Linked DNA regions of Mus musculus: all the other regions are linked to region 3. The links are chromatin loops, found by intact Hi-C in ENCODE. Cell type or tissue: left cerebral cortex. All regions are shown on one strand.

Region 1 (8,000 bases), 890 kb before region 3:
TCCAGCTGTGTAGCATGTCAAGACTCTCATGATCCCAAAATCCGTCTGCTAATGTTAAAGGATTCTCCTGGTATTCTAGATTTGTTTCAGGAATGAGAAAACATTTGTCATCTACCAGGCTCAAATCTGCATATTTCCAGTGTATATTAACTATGTACATTAACAATGATATTTTGGATTCAGGAAAGTCACTCATCCTTCATAAAGAAGCTCTTTTTATGTAAAAGGTTTCTGTGTAGGTCTAACAGGCCAGGTTCTGTGAGTAGGAGACATATCCTCGATGAGATTTCACCCAGATGACAGCCCTTGCAAAACAAGCTGACATTCCCACTACATCCTAGCTTCAACCTGAAGGCTCTTATAACATACACATAACTGGTGATTTAGGAAATGTATGAATTCCAAGGGCTTGTAGTGGATTGAAAGTTGCTAGATGGATTTTAATAGGCATTGAGAATTGATAACATTAGATGTCTGAAGCACCCATGGATGGTCAAAAGATTCTGTTTTACTAAGGAAGTATGATTAAGGCAAATGAGTATTCATTTATAATTAACCACTCTCACACATAAGCCAGTAAGAATTCACATAACCTGCTTTGAAGTGAAACAGACATTAATTATTTTTATATAGTCCTTTTCAGAAGGAAAAAGGTAGTAAATTCTCACAGAACACACGATAGCCTCAATTTTGTTTTGTTTTGTTTTGTTTTTTAATTAGGTATTTATTTCATTTACATTTCCAATGCTATCCCAAAAATCCCCCACCTGCTCCCCACCCACTCTCCCACCCACCCACTCCCACTTCTTGTCCCTGGCATTCCCCTGTACTGAGGCAGATAAAGTTTGAATGACCAATGGGCCTCTCTTTCCACTGATGGCCGACTAGGCCGTCTTCTGATACATATGCAACTAGAGACACGAGTTCTGGGGGTTACTGGGTAGTTCATATTGTTGTTCCACCTATAGGGTTGCAGATCCCTTTAGCTCCTTGGTTACTTTCTCTAGCTCCTCCATTGGGGGCCCTGTGATCCATCCAATAGCTGACTGTGAGCATCCACTTCTGTGTTTGCTGGGTCCCAGCGTAGTCTCACAAGAGACAGCTATATCTGGGTCCTTTCAGCAAAATCTTGCTAGTGTATGCAATGGTGTCAGCGTTTAGAGGCTGTTTATGGGATGGATCCCCGGATATGGCAGTCTCTAGATGGTTCATCCTTTCGTCTCAGCTCCAAACTGTGTCTCTGTAACTCCTTCCATGGGTGTTTTGTTCCCAATTCTAAGGAGGGGCATAGTGTCCACACTTTGGTCTTCATTCTTCTTGAGTTTCATGTGTTTAGCAAATTGTATCTTATATTTTGGGTATTCTAAATTTCTGGGCTAACATCCACTTATCAGTGAGTACATATTGTGTGAGTTTTTTTGTGATTGGATTACCTCACTCAGGATGATGCCCTCCAGGTCCATCCATTTGGCTAGGAATTTCATAAATTCATTCTTTTTAATAGCTGAGTAGTACTCCATTGTGTAAATGTACCACATTTTCTGTATCCATTCCTCTGTTGAGGGGCATCTGGGTTCTTTCCAGCTTCTGGCTATTATAAATAAGGCTGCTATGAACATAGTGGAGCATGTGTCCTTCTTACCGGTTGGAACATCTTCTGGATATATGCCCAGGAGAGGTATTGTGGGATCCTCTGGAAGTACAATGTCCAATTTTCTGAGGAACCACCAGACTGATATCCAGAGTGGTTGTGATAGCCTCAAATTTTAACCTGTTTCAGTTAAATAATTTAAACAATTTAAGCTGCGTTCCTTTAACTTTACAAAACATCTAACTCTGAGGTATTATTCTATTACTTGGAGATGGGTCAAGGTTTGGAGATGACCATGACTGACCAGTGTTACTCTACTAACTGCTGGAAAGGAAATTTGAAAAACACATGAGTTTACTGACCAAACAGGACTCATGTGAGTACTGACTGGCCTGTTATGAGTGTTAGAGTCTCTTTTTCCAACATGTCTGCTCCTGGGGTTGCTATAGTAACTCCAAAGGTGTCCTCACTCCTGATTACTGCCTGCCACAAGGTCTTGAGATATCTTAGAATTTAGGTGTCTGCACTGCCACATGCCCCTTGCATGACTGTCATTGCAAGGCAAAGCAATCAGACAGTGTCTTTAATTATGCTGTAACTTATTATTCACAGGGAATGTACCTCCAGATTTTTTTAAGCTGTGTCTTTTCTAGGTTTAAAATACAGGAAGTGTTTCTTAAAAGATCAATATTTTTATCTTAAAAGTTACTGAGTTCCTTGAACTTCACTCTTACAGAGAAGTTGGAGAAGTATTGGAGACAGGTTGTTTGTACAAGACATGTTCTCTGTTTGCAAATGTTGCCTTCTGAGGGTACTGCAATCAATAATTTTTCTCCACATGAATTAGAATTATTCAATCAAACTCCATTCAACTTGAACCATGGGCTCTGTTGTTGAATACTTGTTGGAACCATAAACATAGTTACTAAAACCTTAAAGAACCAGTATGTCACTGATAAAAAAATATCATATTATAATGCCCTTGTGAATATATGGGGTATACTGAAGGGCAGTATGATAAGAGTCTGGCAGAAATTAATCAAAATAAACCAAGAATCTGTTTTCAAGTTTGATCAGGGAGTAATTTTGAAACCAAATGTGCCTATTAACCTCACTTGTAAATCACACAGCAAAGATTCAGGAAAAAGAATCTGGAGGGAAGGTGGTGTGTTTCCAACACCAAGGAGAGATGACCTTGGACTGTCACTATTCAGTGGGTCTGAAGTATAGTTTTCAGGATGTGCAGGAATGTGCAGATTTGATGTGCAAGGTGGAAACTAGAATACAGTCAAATGGCGAGGATCCAGAGATTGAGGGATGGTTGTGGATGGATAGTAGCACTTTCAGAAAGCTTTTGTTAAAATTTGGGAAAGATTGGGCAGGGAAAAATTTGGGCTCACATTTTCTTGGCCATTAGGGGGCATCAGCTGAATGTATGATGTTTATCTAAAGGCTCCCAGCCCCCTTTCCCCTGCAGTCACTTTCTGACTCTGGAGAGAAGATTCAACAGCTGGTCAGTATTTATACAGATGTCATGGTTGAGTTTCCAGCTGTATAGATATGACCTTCAGAGAAGAGACACTCTGAAAACATGAGCTCAGTTTTGTGATTCTCTTTACTTAACAGAAGTCATATTCCTAAATAATAAGATGTCACGGACTGCCTATCTATCTGTCTGTCTGTCTATCTATCTATCTATCTATCTATCTATCTATCTATCTATCTATCTATCTATCTATCTATCTATCTATGTATCTATCTATGTATCTATCTATGTATCTATGTATGTATCTATCTATGTATCTATCTATCTATGTATCTATCTATGTATCTATGTATCTATCTATGTATCTATCTCTGTATCTATCTCTCTATCTATCTATCTATCTATCTATTTATCTATCTATGTATCTATCTATGTATCTATCTATGTATCTATGTATATATATATATATATATCATGCTGCTTCTGGAAAGGCATGATGTTTACAAATGCAAAAAGCCATGTTTATGCTTCCCCCATTAACATCACAGAAGCCAAGGTATCCAATAATAAATCCAAATTTTATAATAAAAAAGTCAATAAATATATAGGTATGGTCACAGTTGTAAAAGAAGCGACACTAGGGTCATAGATCTATGGTAGGCATTAAGTATACAATAAGTGTTAATCTATACAGTGTTTTTTCCACTGATGTAGCTGAATCCTTGTCTACCATGCCTTTCTGAATGTAGGGCTTTAGTGAGTGTCACAGGTGGCCAACTGTGTCCCCCAAGCCCCCCAAAGTAGGACACTCATGTAAAAAACCCTACCTCTCTCTTTGATCTGCTTCTGCTGCCATGACTGAAACTCATTTCCATCTTTGCTAGGCCCTAGATACCTAGGCCAAAATACCTGTGAAACAACTGTAGCTTAAGATTCAGTGGAACTCCAACTTTTCTTCTGCAAAACTGTGAGTCTGTATAATAAGACCTTTCCAGATGCTACTGTACAAGAACTTGCATTGAAATGAAGCATGAGTCACCAAGTTAGGGTAAGTGGCTATGATTTGAACTGTGACTTAGCTAGGATCTTGATAGCTTAGAGGTATCCAAATACCTCTTTAGAGTTTTCAGGGATGGGAGAGTAAAGTAATTAAAAATACATGAAATCTTTAAAGGCACTGGCATCCACTGTGATCCTCCCAAGACATAATAGTGTTTGCTACTTTAGCAGGGTCTGGGAGAGAAGGCACCTTTAATAGCTTCTAGTTAGCTTTTAAGAGTATAAATTAACTCAAACAAATCAGTGGCCTTTCTCTACACAAAGAATAAACAGGGAAACAACGCCCTCCACAACCAGACACTATTGTGGATCCCAACAAGAGCTTGCTGACAGGACCCTGATAAAACTGTCTCCTAACAGGCTCTGCCAGTGGCTGACAAATACAGAAGTGGATGCTCACAACCACCATTCGATGGAGCACAGGGTCCCCAATGGAAGAGCTAGAGGAGGTATCCACAGAGCTGAAGGGGTTTGCAGCCCCATAGGAGGAACAACAATATGAACTAACCAGTGCCCCCAGAGCTCCCTGGGACTAAACTATCAATCAAAGAAAACACATGGTGGGACTCATGGCTCTAGCCTCATATGTAGCAGAGGATGGCCTAGTCGGTCATCAGTGGGAGGAGAGACCCTTGGTCTTGTGAAGATTATATGCCCTAGTATAGGGGGATTCCAGGGCCAGAAAGCAGAAGTTGGTGGGTTGGTGAGCAGGGGGAGGGAGGAGGAGATAGAGGATTTTCAGAGGGGAAACTAGGAACGGGAATAACATCTGAAATGTAAGTAAAGAAAATATCTAATAAAATTGCAAAATGAAAAAGAAACTACACAGTAGATTATGACTTTTTAATGGAGTCCTCTCCTTGAGATTTGCCACCCATCATTTATTTCTTTGTTGGTACAACTGTTGGTTACCTGTCTAACTTGCTCCTGGGTTGACACATGAACTCTTTTCATTGTGACCTGTGGGTTAGGTGCCATTGTTTTCTCTTCAGCCTTGCTATTTTCACTGTGATAGATTTTGAATGTCATTGATTGGGATCCTATGATCCAATTAGTATAACTGAGCAAAGTGCTATAAATATCTTCACAAACAAACCCTCTGAATCTATACATGTAGTTACTACTTAATCTCTTGGCAAAATTGGATTTTACTCTCTGCAACTGTGCATTCCTTTTGGATCTGGAACATGGTGTCTATAGTGGATTTTCTTATGAAACAATCATTAGGTATATCTTCATGCCCACTCTGGTATGCTTATTTCACAGTCTTTTAATTATTTTAACTGACTTCTATGGGACTTCTTCAGAATACATGGTTGTTTTTTTCCATATTCTGTATAAAATTTATATTCATACAAGAATATAATATTATTTTCTGGAATTCTTTCTAAGATGCTACATTGTGAATGTTGGGGAATTATTCTCAAGCCAATAGTATTTTTATCCAATGTATCTACAATTATTGTTATGTTAGTTTCTATTACATTTGTTGCTATTTTTCCATAATGTTTGAGACAAAGCTTCCATCACTGTGAACCACAGATTGGTCTTAGATTCACAATCCTCCTAGTGTTTCCTCCTAGCACTGGAATATATAGGGTGGGTGACCATAACTAGTTTAAGTTATATTTCTGATACACATTTCATCACACAGTCATTTAAAATATTTACAACTAAAATATACATTAAAATAAAACATTCTCATTATTGTGGGTGGAGTTAGGTTGGGGCATGCTCCAAGCATGCATGAGGTGATCAGAAAATTCTGTGATGGCAGTTCCAAATTTACATGTAGAACTCAGGATTCAAAGCCTGTAAATAATATCTTTACATGTTTAACAATCTCATCATCCTTTTTTTAATATTTGGATTCACATATACCATTTGTATGCATTTCAGAGGCACAGTATGTTAATTCACTGTATATATAACTACTGGATTGATGGGTTTTTATCTATTAACTTGACACACCTAGAATTATCTTGGAAGGAGTCCTTTCTAAAATTAGCTTATTTCATTTTACATCCTGCTCACTGGACCCTCCTGGTCACCCCTTCCTACAATCTTTCAACCCATTCCAGTCTCATCTGAGTAGGTGGGATCCCCTTAGATATCCCTGCACACTGACACATCAAGTATATGCAGGACCAAGTGCAGCTTCTCCCAGAGTCCAGAAAAGGCAGTCCATCTAAAATAACATATTCCATGGACAGGCAACAACTTTTGGGATATGGAAAGCCTATGTATGTTCTTTTGTTGGTGGTTCAGTCTCTGAGAGCTCCAAGGGCTCAAGTTAGTTGACTTTGTTAGTTTTGCAAGGAGTCTTAATGAGAAATTATCTTGATCAGGTTGTTTTGTGGGAAGGCCTGTAGAAGACTGTCACAATTGTCAACTAATATAGGACACACTGTAGGTGGTACCATTTCAGGGGCTTGGCCCTGAACTGTCTATGAGTGAAGAAAGCTAGATGATCATAAGCAAGCAAAGACTCATGGTTTATTTCTTCCCCCACTCTTGACTGTGAATGCAGTGACTTAGGTTTCTGCTTTGAGTTCCCTATAGTTGTGGACTTCAACCTGAAGTTATAGGCCAATAAATCCATCCTTTTTATCAGGGTATTTTATTATAGCAACACAAATGAAACTAGGACAATGGTTAATACCCAAATAAGCACAATTAGCATTTCTATTTCTTCAAATATTCATCACTACTACACATTGAGAACTCCTAGACCCTCAGTTATTTTGAAATATATAATAAATTGTAGTAGACTATAATTATGCTTTTTTGCATCTTAAAGATGAGGTGAAGAGTTCGTTAGTTAATGGGTTTTTTTGGCTCCCTTCATCTAGAACCATCACAATCCAGTCCTGCGTATACTTTCTTGACTTGTGCTCCATGCTCTAGCTATACCTTGTAGCTTCATATTGGCATAGCCCCTTTCTTCACCTCTGGGAAAAGCATCCTCAGAAGACTATGTTGTCATTTTTACTAACTGGAATAAGATTCTGTACTTCAGTTTTTTCAAGAAAAATAACTTCTGTGGGCTAGAAGCCATGCTCACAAATCCTGTTGAATTATCTCATTTGAAGGAACTTATGAGAAGTAGTGCTGCCAGCCTTTGCTTCACGATCAGCCCTCAATGGTTCTGAGGTCTTGTCTCTACAGTTCTTGGAGACAAGAAAGAAGTTGGTTTCTATCCCTCTTTCCATCTTTATCACTCAGTCCCTGTGCACAATGACTTGCTCTTGTGGCTGCTAGAATCTGGAACAAAGCTTTTTCTTTGGTCATCATCATTTTTGTGATACTTTGTATTTCCAGAGCTACATACTGATTGATAGATTGGATTAAGAAGCTTTAGCATTTCTTCGTGGAAATTTGTATGTTTCATAAAAGAAAATCCCTGCATAATCTTGTTAAAGTTGTTTAAACATATTTATTTTAGTATTTCCAGATGGTTTTCTTGGTCAGTTATCTTTTTCTTCTGCAAAGGAGAAATCTATGTTTATGGTTATTTATATAGTAAGTATGTAAACATGTGGACTAAATAGTGTCTACTGGATTTATATGCAACATGCATAAGCATTCTCAAACTTACAATTCAGTGTAGTATTAGTGACATGTCCTGTCATCTTGTCATTATACCTTTGGGCCCACACTTCCAGCCTATCATGGTGGGAAATGCATGAAGTCAGGAAGTTGAGGCAGCTGATCTCATTGCAACCTTAGTCAGCAAGTTGAGGAGAATGAATACTAACACTCATTTATCCCCTTTATATCCAATTTGGAATCCTAGCCCATGGGACAATGCTGCACATAACCTACCTCAGTTGACTGAATGTAGATAACCCTTCACAGATACAT
Region 2 (8,000 bases), 780 kb before region 3:
ATCTCAGTCGTGTAAGGATACCCATATTTCGCATGGATGCATGTGTGCATGTGTGTGTGTGTGTGTGTGTGTGTGTGTGTGTGTGTGTGATTGCGTGTAGTAAGGGGAGAACAAGAAAACTGCAGTCTCCTCACTTAGTTCTTTCTCCCTGAACTTTGTCCTAGCAAGGTCAACTAGCACTATCCTTTACTATGCCTGTTGCCACTCTAAGATGTTTACATTGTTCTTCTAGTCAACTGCCCTTTCCATTGTGCCCTTGAAAATATTTTACTCAGTTGTATTTGCATGTTAAGTGACATATAGGGCCAGTGACTTTGGATCATCTCTCATCTACTGAAAGAAGAATGTGGATTCTCTTAATGTGAAATGATGATTCCAATAACAATAGATGGCTGGGCTTTCTACTAACTATTTTATCTGTGTGGTGGCTCTTATTTCTAATCTTCATTTTACAAGATCAGAAAGGGTGAGTGTCTGAGAGCAACTAGAAATTGCAGAATAAGATTTCAGCTTAGGAAGGTGATGTTCAACACTGCTTCTCACCCTGCTTATATGATCCTAACTTCCTCTCCTCTGAAGTTGTTTGTCCCTCTGTACCCAATCTTGGCACCTATTGGCCCGTCCGGCCTCTTGTCTATACATTCACTACCTAACTTACCTAACTATTTTGCTTCACTTTGTTAATATCTCAGTCAACACCATATACACAGATATTTTTAAACTGCCTCCAGAGTCAGCTTTTTCATTTGTAGAATGGGATTACAATGCATTTTATCTCCTATGACTATTCAGAGGATTCAGAAAAAACATACATATAAATGCCTTTGCAGAGGCCCTAATAGAACTGTTAATGAAAATAGTATGGAAAAAAATTAGTCACATTTAGTGAATATAAACAGTGGAACATAAATAGCTGAATAATTTGGCATGAGAAATACCATTAATAACTTGGATGCTTTCTGACAGAGCTGGTGGTCAAGAATACTTAGAACAGAGTTTCCCCATATCAGTTGCTCACAAAGCTGGGTCTACCCCATCTTTCTGTTTCCTTTGGGCAGTGATTCTGAATTCTCAGTTTATTTAAACAATAGAGATAAAACATATTCCCTGCCCCATCATTCTCAGGCTCATCCTGTGTTCATCATTGCTAATTAGACTTGGAATATTACAGTCCAAAGAAGGACGGTAAGAAGGCTTGAAACAGCTTACTAACTTAGTCAAAGGACATCAAGAAGGGGTAGCAGAGAGTCTAAATGTAGGGAAGAGAACTGTGAAAGATGCTTAGTTAGATGGCAAAGGAACCTAGATCTAGATACCTGGGTTCTCCAATTGGCTTATCCTGCTAATGCTGTATCTGTCATGCCCAAATTCCATGTCTTTCTTTTCAACTCTGATTTTTTTCTCACCCTAGTCTCCATCATTACCACCACCACCACTACTACCACCACTACCATCAGCATTTTCTCTGCTTGGCCCCTTCTCTTGTATACCAGTAGGTTACACTCAGCATACTGCCATTTTCTTCACCTTGCTGGACAATACTTTGCACACTGGTGTGTAGTGGGTGCTCAGTAGATAGTCACCAGAATGAGATTTATTTCTTCCCAGAAAGAACATCTCATGGGGAGTGGGAGAGGCCACAGTGGGCAAGATTTGGGGTAAAGCCATGCAGAGTAGGGCTAAGAAAAAGAGCGCTGTGTTCCACTTGTTTCAGAAAGGTCATGCTGGGCAGCACTCTGCCTGACTTTAAATAATGTGTGTTGTTGGAAGGGGTCTAGAAAAAGGTAAGTTTTGCCTGAGGAGGGCCTTTGTTTTCATCTTAAAAAATAATAAGCAACCTTTTCATGGGAAAAAGAAAAAATGACATTGCTTCATATAAAATGTTAAGGCTTAAGAGATTTTAAAAAAATACTGTCTTATTCATATGCATACAGCTGTGCATAGAGTCTTTGGTAGCTTAAATGCAAGAAGAACTCAGGATAACTGAGTTGAAATCCGATGCAATGCCTAATTAAAAATGCAAATTCAAAGTTGCTAGAGCTCTTCCAGCTGAGCAGAGTAAACAGGAGAGGGGAGAAAAGGTGGCATAAAGTCACATAGAGAACTGAAAGGATCCTGTGTGATACAAGAAGCAAGAAGCATAGAGGAGTCTGGTGTCAGAGGAGTAAGGGATGCTGGGCAAGAATCCTTGATGGGGCAGAATCAGAATCAGCTGAGCTTGAGCAGGACTTGAATTTTATTTCCAAGTATTGGACTGCTGCTACTTAGAGGAAATACCCTTGGCAAGTATTACTGAACCCCCACTGTGAATAAGCATGCAATGTATTATCCACTGCCTTTTCTGGGTTACACAGAAGTAGAAGAAAGATGAGAGGCAATCTAGGTTAGTGAGGTGGAGAATTTAACCCAATGTTTTGATGCAAAGACAATGATGCTATGATGAATGCAACCTACTGTACACAACTAAGGAACCAAGAGTTGGTGACAGGGCTTGGGCAGGAGAGTGCTACTGCTGAACAGATAAGATCAGAGTTGAGGACAGACATGAGTTTTCATGCAGTTTGGACATGGCAGATACAACATTAGCAGGACAAGCCAATTGGAGCACAAAGCTGGGTGGACAAGCCAGCTGAAGAATGCAGCTATGTAACGTGCATTCTTGCCTGTTTGTCTCACCCATCCAAACTTCCAACATCTATGTCTGCTCCACAGAAGTAGCTGACTGAGGAGAGGAGTATACAGCTTGCAGAGCATGACATTAAGAGAGACGCCTTCCCTGAGTGGACAGAGTGGAAGGGCATCACACAGACAGGGCTTTTTGTCCTCTGTGCACCAGTGTGAAGATTTAATGCTAAGCACAGAGGCAGTCTGAACAGTGTAGAATAGGGTTGCTTGAAGTCCACGAACTGCTCAGCAAACACTAGACACAAAGCAAGATCTCTTTTTGTTCTGGGTTTTTCTGGGGGATGGTTCGTGAAAACTGGTTAGCTTTTTTTTTTTTCTTAACAAATCTAATATGACCAGCCTTCTGTAATATGTGAGCTTCACATATTACATATTCACTTCATAGCATGCCTATGCCTTATGTACAGCCCAACAGAGGCACTCTTCATATTCGTTGGAATCACCAGGAATGCTGCTGAAATATAAGCCATTAGGACCACCCTAAGACATTTATATTCTTCTGAACTAGTGTGGAGCCCAGGGAACAAGATCTCTTGAAATCCTTCCGGCTAGGCTACAGGCACTGGTTAGCCAAATGGGCTTTTCTTTCATCTTTAAAACATGCCCCAGAGTTCCCCTCCTTTGTGCTTTTATGAATTTCAAGGTTAGAAGCAAAATTCTGTTATGGATGTTCGTCATCTGTATTTGAAAGAAAATAGTAAAAAACGTTGGTAGACGTCTAGTTGGCCGTGCTAGTTTGATCTGCAGGCTCCACAAAGGTGTTGCATCCCTGGAGTCCGTTAGGATCAGTCAAGGGCAGATATGAACGCTGTACTAACAGATACCATGAGAGGGCAGCAGAGAGCTGGCAAGATTTTCTCTACAGGGCAGGGAAATCTGGCTAGGCCGGATGGAGAATTCTTGGCAGATGCAGGAGGAGGAAATGTTTGAACCTTTATGGGGAGCAAAGGATGTAGTTATCTTTGCTCCATAAATATCTTAAATCGGAGTCATTACTCAATTGATAAACTGAGATCAGTGGAGGACTGAACACGGTGGGGTCAGTTTTAAACAGGAGCAATGGACTTATGCTCTGAGATATTGGCGAAAACCTCAAACAGCAAGCCAGTTTGTGAGATGAAGCTGGGTCTTATAACTACTCATGAGACCCATAACCTGAAGAGTCTTTTGCCTAGATTCAAACCCAAATCAAGAGAAAAAAAAATCTTTATCTAAAAGTTGAGCAAGTCTTTGCAACCTAAAAAAACACATGTGAACAGGGTATGGAAAGGAACAGATGAGAGCCAGGATTGCACCGGTGGCTGCTGACATCACTGACAAAGTCTCTATAAAGCTAGTGCCTTCCCCATCGGGAATAGCCATTAGAAGCTCGAGGCAGACACAGGGGTGGTATGTGGCTTGAGGCACACGGGACCTCCTTACTAGATAAACTCAGAACCAGAAATGTAAACTACAGAGATAGCACCACACCCAGAGAGACTATTTCAAGGTAAGCTGGCAAAAGTTTGAGAATTGCACACTGCTTTGTTGCTGGTAGTGTGGGCTTGGTGCTACCTTAGACTGACATTTCCAGATTGTTCCCTGACATCTTGCTGGTGTAGGTGCAGACCTGAGCCTCCACCTCACTTGGGAGCTTATTACAGTGTTGAATCCTTGGGTCCTGCCTCAGACCTACAGAATCAGAATTTGCATTTTAACAAGATCCCCAGGTGATTCATATGCATATTATGCATATTAAAATTTGAAAAGTCCTCTGCTAGAATCCAGTCTGGATAGGATCTGATGCCACTGATGTTATCGAAGATTAATAAGGACACTTTGGAACAGGGAGATAGACATGCTTCAGTAACATTAAGTAGGTATGTTACTAATGTGTATATTTGGGGTATTTTGTTGTTGCTATATCCTATTTTGTTTCTCATAGTTACATACAACATTGACAAACATCTTTTTTCAGAGACCCAGTAGTAGGGAAAGCTGTGTCCTATTTCAGTTTGAAGGAACATGTGGATCAAAATTGGCGTTATTCAAAAAGGATACATGATTTGTTGGAGGTTGTCACTTCTGTGTGCTGACTCCTATCTCCCAAAAGTAGCTTGGTTGCTTCTATTTCTTCTTCTTTTCTATTTAATTAAAAAAAATTTGCATACACTGTGTTCTGATAATGCTTTTCTCCTCCTGTAACTACTCTTCCCAGATCCTCCCTGTCTCCCCACCCATCCAACACCACATCCCCTTTCTCCCTTTCTCATAAAAAATAAAAATAAAAAAGAATGTCCTTCACAGACTCACCTGTTTGATGTTTGTATATTTGGTCCTTAGCTGACGATGCTGTTTCAGAAGGATGTAGAACCTTTAATTGGTGAAGTCTTGCTGGAAAAGGGGAAGCACTGGGTCAGGGTGGGTTTTGAGATCTTACAGCTCAGCACCATTTTCTGCTTGGTCTTTGCTTCCAGACCCTGAAAGCAGTGTGACCATCTGGCCTCCTGACCTGCTGCTAGGCATTCCCTACCACCATGACTATGCCTCCTTAAACTGAAGCTGAAGTAAGCTTTCCCACCTTATGAAGTTTTTTTTTTTCCACAATGACGAGGAGCATAATTAATATGCTAGCTGAATGCCATGTACTTTTAGAGGCCATTAGTACATTGATCACAAGACAGTATATGCTTGTATTCGTTTCTTGTCAATGTTTAAAGATAATGCACCAATTCAGAAGCTTAGAAGAGCACAACTTTATTTTCCTATAGTTCTGGAGGTCCAAATTCCAGTTCACTGGCCTACAGCGATGGTGTCAGCAGGACTTGGTTGTGGAGTGTTGGGTGGGGAGGATCTGAGCCTTATCTTTCCAGCTTTGATCCACTCTTGCTAGCCCCATTGCTTTTCATGTCTCCTGTCTCCACTCCTCTAACCTTAAAGTCAATGGTTCAAGATCTTGCTTCAGACATGCAATGTCAAACTTCACTTTGTGTATAAGAACGGATATCTGTGCTCATGCATGAAGCAAACTCACATACTGAATACTGTCCCTATTTCAAAAGCTTATTTCAGTCACATTTGACACAGCCACTTTTTCCATATAAGACAACATTCACAGGTTCTAAAGGGGGAAAAAACCCATATGCTGTTTGGTAGGCATTATTTAGCCTGTCATAAGTTTTAAATTACAATGTGCATTAGCATATTATAAAACATGGCTTTCCCACTGATTAGGATAATGTAGGTTTGGGGCTGGAACAATGGCTCAGTGGTTAGGAACAAGTAATGCTCTTCTATGGAACTTGAGTTCAGTTTTAGTAAAGTTCTCAGCACCACTTCAGGTAGCTCACACTTCCTGTAATGCTAGCTCTAGGGTATCCAGCTTCCTTTGCTGGCTTCTGTGGGCATCACGCTCTGGAACACACCTTCTCACATGGAGGTGAATGCTAATATGGGACATTTTGGATCTTGAAAGACAACTTAGAAATTATCTAGTCCACTCTTGTTTACTTGTATGAGAGATTAAATCTCTAAAGACAGTAGTATGCCCAGAGTCACACTCTGACTTAGGACTTAGTCAATGACAATTCATAGAGCAGTTACTATGTACCAAGCTTACAAAATTGAATACCATGATCAGGAAGAAAGTCAGGGATGGTGACCTTGCATTTAAGAGTTGTGTACCCCAATATTTACTCTGGAAACTAAATTTCCTGAATTCAGTTACAAACATATATAAGCTATAGGGGAGATCTATAAACCTAGTGCTATTAATCCATTATTGATAAATCAGAAATAGCATTGAGCACATGTGCAAATTTAAAAAATCAGACTCTGGTTTTCTGGCCAGAAGTAAGTTTGCTTATTCCTCTAGAGAGAAGCTCTCCCATGGTTACATGGCAACCCATGGCCAGCCAAGTCCTTTAGGAAGCAGAAGAGAGGCAGCAAGCCAGCTTCCTGTGCTCCTCTCGGTCTCCTTCAGGGAGATGTATTGGAGCTGATGGGACTCCAGGCACGGTAGAGGGAGAGCTTCTCTCACATGGAGCACCAATTTACCTGAGCTGGAAGAGCCAGATTGTCTATTCCCCAAAGGGTTTGTGGCTTGAACCAATGATGCCATTAACTTTCTCCATATGCATCCATACATATTTTTGATGGCATGTCTGTCAATCTGATGTTTGTTATTGTATGTCAAACACATTCAAAATCATTTCTTTGCAGCCCTCAGAATAATATGCTTGCGTACAATGTGAACATAGTGACAAAAAGCTTTAAAGCCCTGAGTCATCTTTCTTGTGCTAATTGAAGTCATAATCCAGTCGTCTCTAGCTTAAACGAGAAATATACATACATTTCAAAATACTTCAGATATAAAGCAATTCCTTAGGGCTTGTTTTTCTAAGCTCAATGAAAATTAAAAATCTTTTCACAGTAACAAAAAGACATTCAGTTAGTTTCTCAAAATCATTAATATGTTTTGAAATGCAAGTTATTACCTTTGTATGTGGGTGGCTAATGCAGGCTCCCATGTTTTATTTGGGGGTAAGAAGTATTGACTAACTAGCCCGCTTTCTACCATCATTGGAAGGGTCTTTTCCAGGAAGAAACTGGCTGGTCTCTTCTCATCACAGATGAATGCCATGATGGATTGCTGGTGCTGGTTTCTGTGACCTTGGTTAAACATCGTAAACTGTGGCATAAGGAAGAAGATCAGAATTTGGGTCTCCATCCTGACACAAACACTCCGAAATTGTCATGTAGAGAGACTCTCTTATAAAAAGCACCTGTAGCCGGGTGTGGTGGTACACACCTATAATCCCAGCACTTGGGAGGCTGAGGCAGGCAGATTTCTGAGTTCAAGGCCAGCCTGGACTTCAGAGTGAGTTCCAGGACAGCCAGGGCTATACAGAGAAACTCTGTCTCAAAATGACCAAAATAAATAAATAAATAAATAAATAAATAAATAACAATAAAAAATAATAAAATAAAAAGCATCTGTCATTAAAAATGCCCACAGCCAATGAGCTGTGGCAGGAAATAGAAGGTGTGACACTGGCAGGAAGAGAGAGGATTCTGGGAAATAGTAACAGATGAGAAAGACATGGGGAGAGCTAAGAAGATTCTCTAGGAAGATGTTAGGAGACAAATGCATCATACCTGAGTATAGGTAACCAGCCATGTGGCAGAATGTAGATTAAACAAATGGGTTATCTTAAGTTATGATTCTAGTCAGAGAAGAGCCTAGCTATATGACCAAGGTATTGATAAATATATTTTGAGTCTGAGCTTATTTCTGGGAGCAAGGGGCTGGAAGGAAGAACCAGCCCCTAACTTCT
Region 3 (8,000 bases):
GGGCAGCCTGGTGCTAGAAATCCTAGAAGACATATCACAAAACAGGCAGAATATTTCAGCTACTGATGGCCAGAAACTCTGTACTGCATTTAAGAACCCATGAATGAGGGTAAAGTCATTAAAGGGCGGGGAGGGGGGAGATACACTGGAATTCAACTCTTTGTCTGATGAACAGTAAGGTGCTGAACACTCTACAAGTCAATGAGAAATCCCCCCCTGATTGAGCATTTAGGGGCTCTGAGACTAAACTTTATAGGAATCAACTCATTCTCTCTTTTCTGCTTTCTAAAGCAAAAGAGACAGTCACAGACCAATGGAGAATCAATAAATAACTTTTTAATTTAGGTTCAGAAGTTCTAGCTATTAGATTGCTAATAATATGATGTGAAACAAAACAAAGACAATTCAGTATCCCAAACGTTACATAGAATACTAAGTCATATTAAAAATTTACTAACTGACCATCTGCAGCTTAACTGGATGTGTTCTGTTTTACCTTGTTTAAAAATAATCAAATTACATTTACTGTGTTTTAATATCAAGTACATGGATCTCTCAAAGATCAAGGGAATCTGGAGGATACTGAGGAAGAGTTTATAAAAAAGGTTTATCAGTTTAAAAATTCATCCTTTAACTTAAGGCAAGTATATTTTTGCAATCCAGTAGGTAATTTTAGCATGCATACTTTAAAAGGAGCTACAACTTACTTTATTTATATATTTTTTAAATTTTAGAATACTTAAATGAGCACATGACAGCTGATTTAGGTCTGGGGTTGAAGAGCCCATCTCTAGGGCCAGCACATGACTCAAATACAGCTTTATTCTGTTGACTGGAGACTGGTCTTAATCTGACAACAGGCAATTTCTGCATTTCTAAACATTGGCAAGGAAATCCTACATATTGTAAACTGAAAGAAAATTTTAATTTCTGTATGCTTTAGACAGTATTCTTGGATAGCTGATATAAAAATTTAAATACTTGAATATTTGAATAAAATTATTTGTATTTTTTTAAAGAAATAAAACAGCAACATCTAGATCAGAAGGATATTATGTAACTCCTTCGTCAATGTCTGGGAGCCAATCCTTTGTCTGCCCTCAATAGCTGGTTGCCCCCCCTACTGAAAAGGACAATGTCTAATTGTTTGAGAAATCTTCTGATTCTTTGCCCCATGAAGATGTAAAGACACCTCCCATATTCCAGAATTTGTTTCCTTTAGATGCTATAATAAAGTACTATAAATTTACTTTGGGTTAGTCCTTGTTATGTGACAAAACATTTGCTGGGGATATAAAATGCACCTATCTGTTCACCCCAGCTCATCCCAGCACGGGTAACATCTCATGAAGCTGGGAACTCAGGCACACTGCACAGTCTGCAGCCAGCTCAAGTCGGAGAGTGTCCTTCCAGGTGCCTCCATGCATCTAAACCTCTACCAGGCATCTCCTCTTGGCTGAGGGCCTTCTTTGCACCTGGGCTCTGCTTAGTCTGGCAGAGAATGACCTAGAGAATCTGGTTAGTATCAGGGAATTCTAGAATCTATTTTGTGGGAGCGGTGTTGCTTATCTCTTACTTAGGGTGCTTTTCTGAATGTTTTGATCTTGGAGGAGACTGCTATACAGCAGCCCTAGAAGCCATATTTCCAAAATCCCATTCACTGGATAGAAACCAACATAGATCCCAGGATCTGTGTAAGAGACTCATTTTTCTATGCCTCTTCTGTCTCCTGGTGTCCTCTGTGGCTGGCTGGCTTGTGGCTACATTGCAGTAATCCTTGCCTTCAAATACATTTTGCTCCTTTCTGTATTAACTCTTCTCTTGACTCCTATTCTTGAAACCATGTGGTCTCATTTAGGGTCCCCAAAAGCTAAGATAATCTTTCCATCTGAAGAATTTTAACAACATCTTCAAAGTCATGTGTCATCATAGGCCACATTTACAGGTTCCAGGGAACTGGGACATGACTGTCTTTGGTGTCTGCAGCTCTGTCTATGACTTGAAGATTGCATTGCCAGAAGCCAGGTTTCCAGAAGTCAAAACTTTGCCTGGCAGTGGACTAAATCAAAATCAGTTTAACAGAGGTGTCTCTCACAGATCATGAGGGACCTTGAATCCAAATCTGAAGGCTGAGTTGTTCCAACCAGACATTCTGAAATGCTAAGATGGATCATGAGTAGCCCATGTTTTAAATGCAGGTGATAGTGCCCATGACATCACTGAGAGTTTGTAACCTGGTAGCAAATATCTGTGACCAATTCTGTCTCAATAGTCCACTCAGACTTCTGCTCAGTTTCCGGCAATGCAGCTAAATGTGGATGAATACATATGGATTATATTGAACCATTTATTACTTATTGAGTATAAGACATTGTGGTAAGGCATGTCCTGTGCTGGTTAAGACCAAGTAGATTGCTGGGAACTTGGTTCTTGCTGTAGTAATTGGTGGTTAATTTTTGGTCCCTTCCCCTTCTCCTGGTGTCATCTATAAAATATCTAATGAGCAGATTGCTTAGAGCAGTGCTGATTCATGGATGGTCTCTGTAGGTTAATAAGCATGAAGTGTTGTTAGTTTCGAGGGAGAAACTTAAGTATTAAGGTTTTCTGGGGGTGGATGGCTGGGGGCAAGATAAAAACAAATCATTTTTATATGTGAGTTAAGACAAATGGTGCAACAGAGATCTGATGTTTAAGAGATCATTGTTTTGTTTCTTAAAACCCTTAGTCAAGAGATTGAGACTAAAATAAGAAGAGGTAAAAGAAAAAAAAAGTAATTTTATTTTAAAGAAAGAAGAGTCTGGGTGGCTTTCTGTGGTGGTGGTACCAAAACAGTTTGTGGCTGGGCAGGTGGACATTCAAGCACTGTGTAAAGAAAGGCCAGATTGGGCATGTGTGAGAGACTTAGAGTCCAGTCTCTAAAGAAAGCTTAAAAGTGTCACATTTAGTGATCACCAGTTATTAACCCCGCTAAACCTCATCATAGAATGAGAAATCACTCAGCCAAAGGTAAAACGTCCCTGGCTTTCTCCAGGACCTGGTGTTTGGGATACAGCCAAGCATGTATTTGAACTCCTCATTTCAGTGTGATAGAAAATGACCAAAGTTTGTCATCATAATTGAAGGGCATTTAGGGGCATTTGTGAATATATACTATATCTTGAGGATTATACTAGAGTCTGCTGACAGAGTTATAACAGGGAGAGATGAAATTTTTCCTAGAGTCTTTGTGGCTGGACCGAGGGGGAGGGAGCCCTCAGAAAACAACTTCAAACTTTGCTGGAAAGAGAAAGAGTAAATAATAAGATATTTATTTTAAAAGAATACATACATACATACATACATACATACATACATACATACATACATACATACATACATACATACTAGGATAATAGGAAATGACAAGCTAAGCAGGAACTTTAGAATGGCAAGTGGAAACAGCTGGCCTGATAGTCTCTACCAAGGCCAGTGATTGCTCAGTGATTAAAACCTGGGAATAAATACACCTCTCTAATATTAAAAGTAATGCATGGCTCAACAAAAAAATACATCTTCACACATTATACACAGCGTATGTGACACCATCGCAGTGACACCATCAATCGGAGGACCTAGGTGGGCTTGTGGGAGATCCAAACACCTACCAGCCTGAGTCCAGAGGTTCCCAGGAGGGCGGGGACCAGCGGGGGAAGTTGGAGTCGGGAGCGAGCGCAGAAGCACGTGGGCTAAGGGGGTGGGAGGACGCCGGGCGGCGGAGTAACCGGTGAAGTGTCAAAGAGGCAGGAGTGGAGGGCTGCGGGGGTGACAGGGTGTGGTCTGCCTGGAGCGGCGACGTGGGAGAGCGGGACAGAGGCCTGGGGCTGTGGATGGTGCCTTGTTGTGCCTGGTGCGTTGACAGCGCGCAGCTGAGCGGCTACTAGGGTGTCCCGGGCTCGCCAAGTGCCCAGCTCCAAGCTGTGCCAGCGACCTCGCGGGGGCCCCGAAGCTGGACACCTACGAGTGAGAAACAAGAGGTGCTCAGCCTTCCCGGCAAGTAAGTGTTTCTCGTCTCCGCCACCCGCGCCTTTCGCTGCCCACTCGAGCTCCCGGAAAGCGCGCGGGGCTCAGCGGCGTCCAGGGATGCTCCCGCAGCGGGCGGAACCTGGGGATCAGGGATAGGAACCCAAGAGCTGGGAAGAAAACTAGAAAGAGGGGATGAGAACCAGGGAGCAGGGGATGGGACTAGGGAACCAGGATTAGGACCAGGGAGCAGGAACGGACAGTGGGGAGAGGTGGCATGGACCCGCCCGAGGCCCCCGCCGCTCACCCCGGCGACGGCACAGTGGCAGGCTCTGATATTGCCCATCTTTTGTGTCTTACCGGATCCCAGAGCCCTGCCAGGCCGGGGGCGGGCCAGAGGAAGCCACTTTAAGGCTCCGAGCTCCACCTCTCTCCACCCCACAGCCCTGGGAATTTCGGTGCGGACCACAGGGCGTCGGTGCGTTCCAGAGCCCGGGCCAGTGGGTGGTGGTGGCTGGACCACCCGGTATCCCCCCCCTGGGCTTGTGTTCTTTTTAGGTACAGAGGCTCTAACTGGTGGGTGTTGGGAGGCAAGACTGACTTGGGAGCTGGGAGCGCCGAGTCTGATGCCGGTAACCACCTGCTTTCAGGCTTTTCTTGGGGTCTGGAGGAGCAGGGTAGGGAACCAGAACCCGAGGCCCTGAGCGTCCCGCGCCCAGCGCCCAGGCTTGAGCGCCCGCAAGCAGGTGCTCATTGGGTGGGTCCCTCCTCTGGCTCATTGTTCCCGGTGACTGTTCTGGGGCCGGGCTCGGCTACACAGACACAGCTCACAGGTTAATAAAAGTGGTGACTTGGAGGAGTGAGGGTCGGAGTGGACTTACCCATTTTGGAAAGGGACTTCTTGGTTCAGAGAGCGAGAGTAGTCAACAACAGAGACCATGCGTGAGTGCAAAACTTAGATCTGACTGATTCTGCCAGCCAGCATAGCGAATGGAGCTTAAGAAGCAGAATCTCCCTCCTGGACTGAAATTGTTTTCAGAATAATGAAAGTGGAGTTTTAAGCATTTTGGGCAACTAGCTATTTTCTCCAGCTAGCACCTATTTCCTTAAAGGTTCTTGGGCGGGGTTTATTTCCCCCCTACCCTCTCCAGCTCTCCCTTTATGGATGTGCAATCATTTTTGCACCTTCAAGTAGTAAGATTGCATGGTTCTGGGAGAGGAGTCTCCTTTAATAAACAAAGTGTAATTTCCTCTGTACATATGCCCACACAGTGGTTTCGAGTCCATGGCTCCCATTGATGTTAACATTTATGGATGTAAGTGGGCTGAGAGACAGAGGCCGAGGGAGCCTCTTCTTCCTCCTCTCCTTAGGGAGCTCAGGACATCTTGAGCAAACCCTTTTCTTTCGCGATAGCATACTTGTCCTTATTTGGCTTTCCCCCCAGTACTGAAATGACAATGATCTCACCTGTTCACCATCTCAGTGCCTTAGTCCCTGAGCTAAGGATGCGTTCCTTCCTCCTTTTTCTAATGTGCACATCCCTTAGCAAAAGATATTGAAATATAATTTCATGTAAGTACTGTATGCACACATGTTTATGCATATGCATTATGTATCTGTAGTTGGTTGTGATTATCAGTAGTTACTAAGAAACACCACTGTGCTTCTCCCTGGATTTAATGTGCCCATGACCTGCTAAGTGCATTGTCTGCTGAAACCTGGAGTTCAGCCCAGGGAAAAATATCTCATGTGAACATCTCTCTGGATATAGCTTTTTTTGCGTTTGGAGGGAGAAGGGATAGGTGGAGCAGTGTGGGTGTTGCTTAATGTACAAAAGCTGTATGTCTGATTCTAAGACTGCAAGTGTGAATTGGGTAGATGATAAATAGCACTGGAAACCTGGGCAGGCATCTCAGGCCACAGACACCCATGCAAAGTATTGTGTGTTCTCCTTCTCTCATTCCTATCACTTTTAATGTTTATATCCTTCATGCTTTCCATAATAACATTGCTTTCCTTGTGCTTTTCCTATTTAAAAGGAACTTTTCCTAGAGCCTACTGTTAAACCTTATTTTCACCATGATGCTCTTTGGGTGCACTGAATTATTATTTTTTTTCTTTTGCTTGTTTTCTCACTGTGTCCAAGTTATTGTGGGAACAAATGAGCAATGAATCAGTGACGTTCTAATGAAGATTAAGACATGAAAGTTATCCACAGCTATGTTTAAGCTGAGTACTCATTTAACCACCTCCCCACATGACCAATTTCAGTTAGTAGCTTGTTCATCTTCCAAAGTCTCCAGACTCTAAATTCTTCCCCAGATTGATGACTACACTAAATCTCGATTGTAAAAGAACAGAACTTAATTATTTGGGTCTCATTTATCAGTCAGCAATGTTTAGCATTGCCCAAAGAATAATTTCATTGAAATATGCCTGATTTTAAAGTGTGTTGGGAAAGGTCCCTTTCAAATGTGTTTCTTCATGAGGGAAAAATGAAGTTCTTGGAAAGCCATAATTTCTCTGCTCTGAGGCCCCGTAGCCATTTGTATTTATTGAGTTTTCCCTTCCACAGGAAGAAAGGGCCATTGTTTTGTTGTCTAGGAGCTGAAGGAAGATAGAAAGTGAGAAAAGAAAAGAAGCAGTTAAAATGCTATTTCCTCTTTCAGAGGGAGAAAGTGTTATTTGAGTAAATACTGCTTGTTTTCTTAAAGGTTTACTAAATCCATGTTAAGGGCCATTCAGAAGTTTTTGGTATAGAAATGTTACTACTAAAATTTCATGATCAGTTTCTATACAGAAAACCTGTACTTTTAAAGCCAATCTAGGGGTATTTTTCATCATTCTATACATTATGAAATGTTACTAAATCGTCATTGTCAAAACACTGGAATTTCAACAAATATATATTGGAGTGCTCTGTTCTTCCCCAAGTGCTTTCATTGTAATAGGCTGTCCGTGGAGACTCAAAAGAACATCACTGATGTCATGGTGTGCTTTGCATCTTAAAATAGCAGCTAGTGAATTACAAACATTCATTACTCTACACCACTTGCTGTAATTCCTCAGGACCCTCAAAGAGAGAATTATTTGTATTCTAGACATTCAAGTCTTCACTGTGTCAATGTTCAAAATAAATAGCCTTTCAGATCAATACCTGTTAAACCTGAGTCTTTTGATATGTTCCTTCTGTGTCATAAATGCATGGTCTGATGAAGGAACATACTGTTGAAAACTTGGTGCCCAGGAGGTTGCAGAGGGAAGGGCTGAAGAGGGAAGAAGAGTAACTTCCATTAAAAGTTGAGTCAGAACTTAGCAAGTGGAAAGATGAGCTTCCCTTTCTGGGTGGAGCACACTGGGCACACTGAAGATCATCTGTGTTCAGAGTTCAAGCCCATGTCATTTGGCTTCTCCAGACTCCACTCTCATACGAAGGAGCCCTACTGTGTGCATTTGAATGCTGGCCTTGGCTTTCCATAGTATCAAAGCTCTTTGTTTCCTTAGTCTGTTTTGGGAGGACTGCTGCTCCATTTATGGAAAAATTGAAATAGGGCAAAATATATTTCCAGAATTTTTTAGCAAAAACTTTGGTTTTATTCCATGACTGCTCAATAAGTGTTCACTCAACAGGGGATGCTTGATACTTAATTTGCTTGATGAAACATGAAATGCTGGTCAAATGACTAAGCTAGGTTAATTAAAATAGTCCTTTTAGTTTCCTTTGGCATAAACTTACTTGAAGAAAATGTTATTGAGTTAAGTGTTGAATCTAAAAATCAACAATGGTTTGCTTATATTTCTTTTAAGAGCAAGATCAACTTAATTAATGAGAAGGAAATCAGACTAAGACAGCCAATTAACTAGCTTATGTATATATTACCTAGCCTTTTTGAGGAAAATGCATTTGCAAGGAAGGGGTGTAAACTTCTGAGGAGGCTCAGAGACAAACGTTGTGATCTACAATGCTGCTCCTTTCTCTTCTCCTCGTCCTTGTCTTATT

What was found. A loop is a pair of places that touch in the nucleus more often than their neighbours do. Peaks named below come from ENCODE experiments on the same cell type or tissue, not always from the same donor. Only the 100,000 strongest peaks of a DNase experiment are listed, where the experiment ranks them.
Region 1: it touches region 3 in a loop (5-fold over the local background); 4 of 42 quality-filtered maps call a loop at or near these places.
Region 2: a loop joins it to region 3, with 9 times the contacts of the local background. A loop is called at or near these places in 8 of 42 quality-filtered maps.

The regions. Positions count from the first base shown.
Region 1 is chr2:123,191,688-123,199,687 of GRCm38, forward strand. No RefSeq gene overlaps it. Among named protein-coding and RNA genes, the nearest start is that of Gm34430, 270 kb to the left of the region's middle. In left cerebral cortex, a CTCF peak has its summit at 3,012 (motif pointing right); a DNase peak (open chromatin) is centred at 3,002.
Region 2 is chr2:123,308,895-123,316,894 of GRCm38, forward strand. No RefSeq gene overlaps it. Among named protein-coding and RNA genes, the nearest start is that of Gm34430, 380 kb to the left of the region's middle. In left cerebral cortex, a CTCF peak has its summit at 3,513 (motif pointing right); DNase peaks (open chromatin) are centred at 3,530 and 3,958.
Region 3 is chr2:124,086,229-124,094,228 of GRCm38, forward strand. It overlaps a transcript of Sema6d not described here. Among named protein-coding and RNA genes, the nearest start is that of 4930517E11Rik, 40 kb to the right of the region's middle. In left cerebral cortex, no CTCF peak of the experiment used is centred here; DNase peaks (open chromatin) are centred at 3,806, 4,056, 4,405, 4,617 and 2 more places; H3K4me3 peaks cover 2,573 bases; H3K27ac peaks cover 1,922 bases.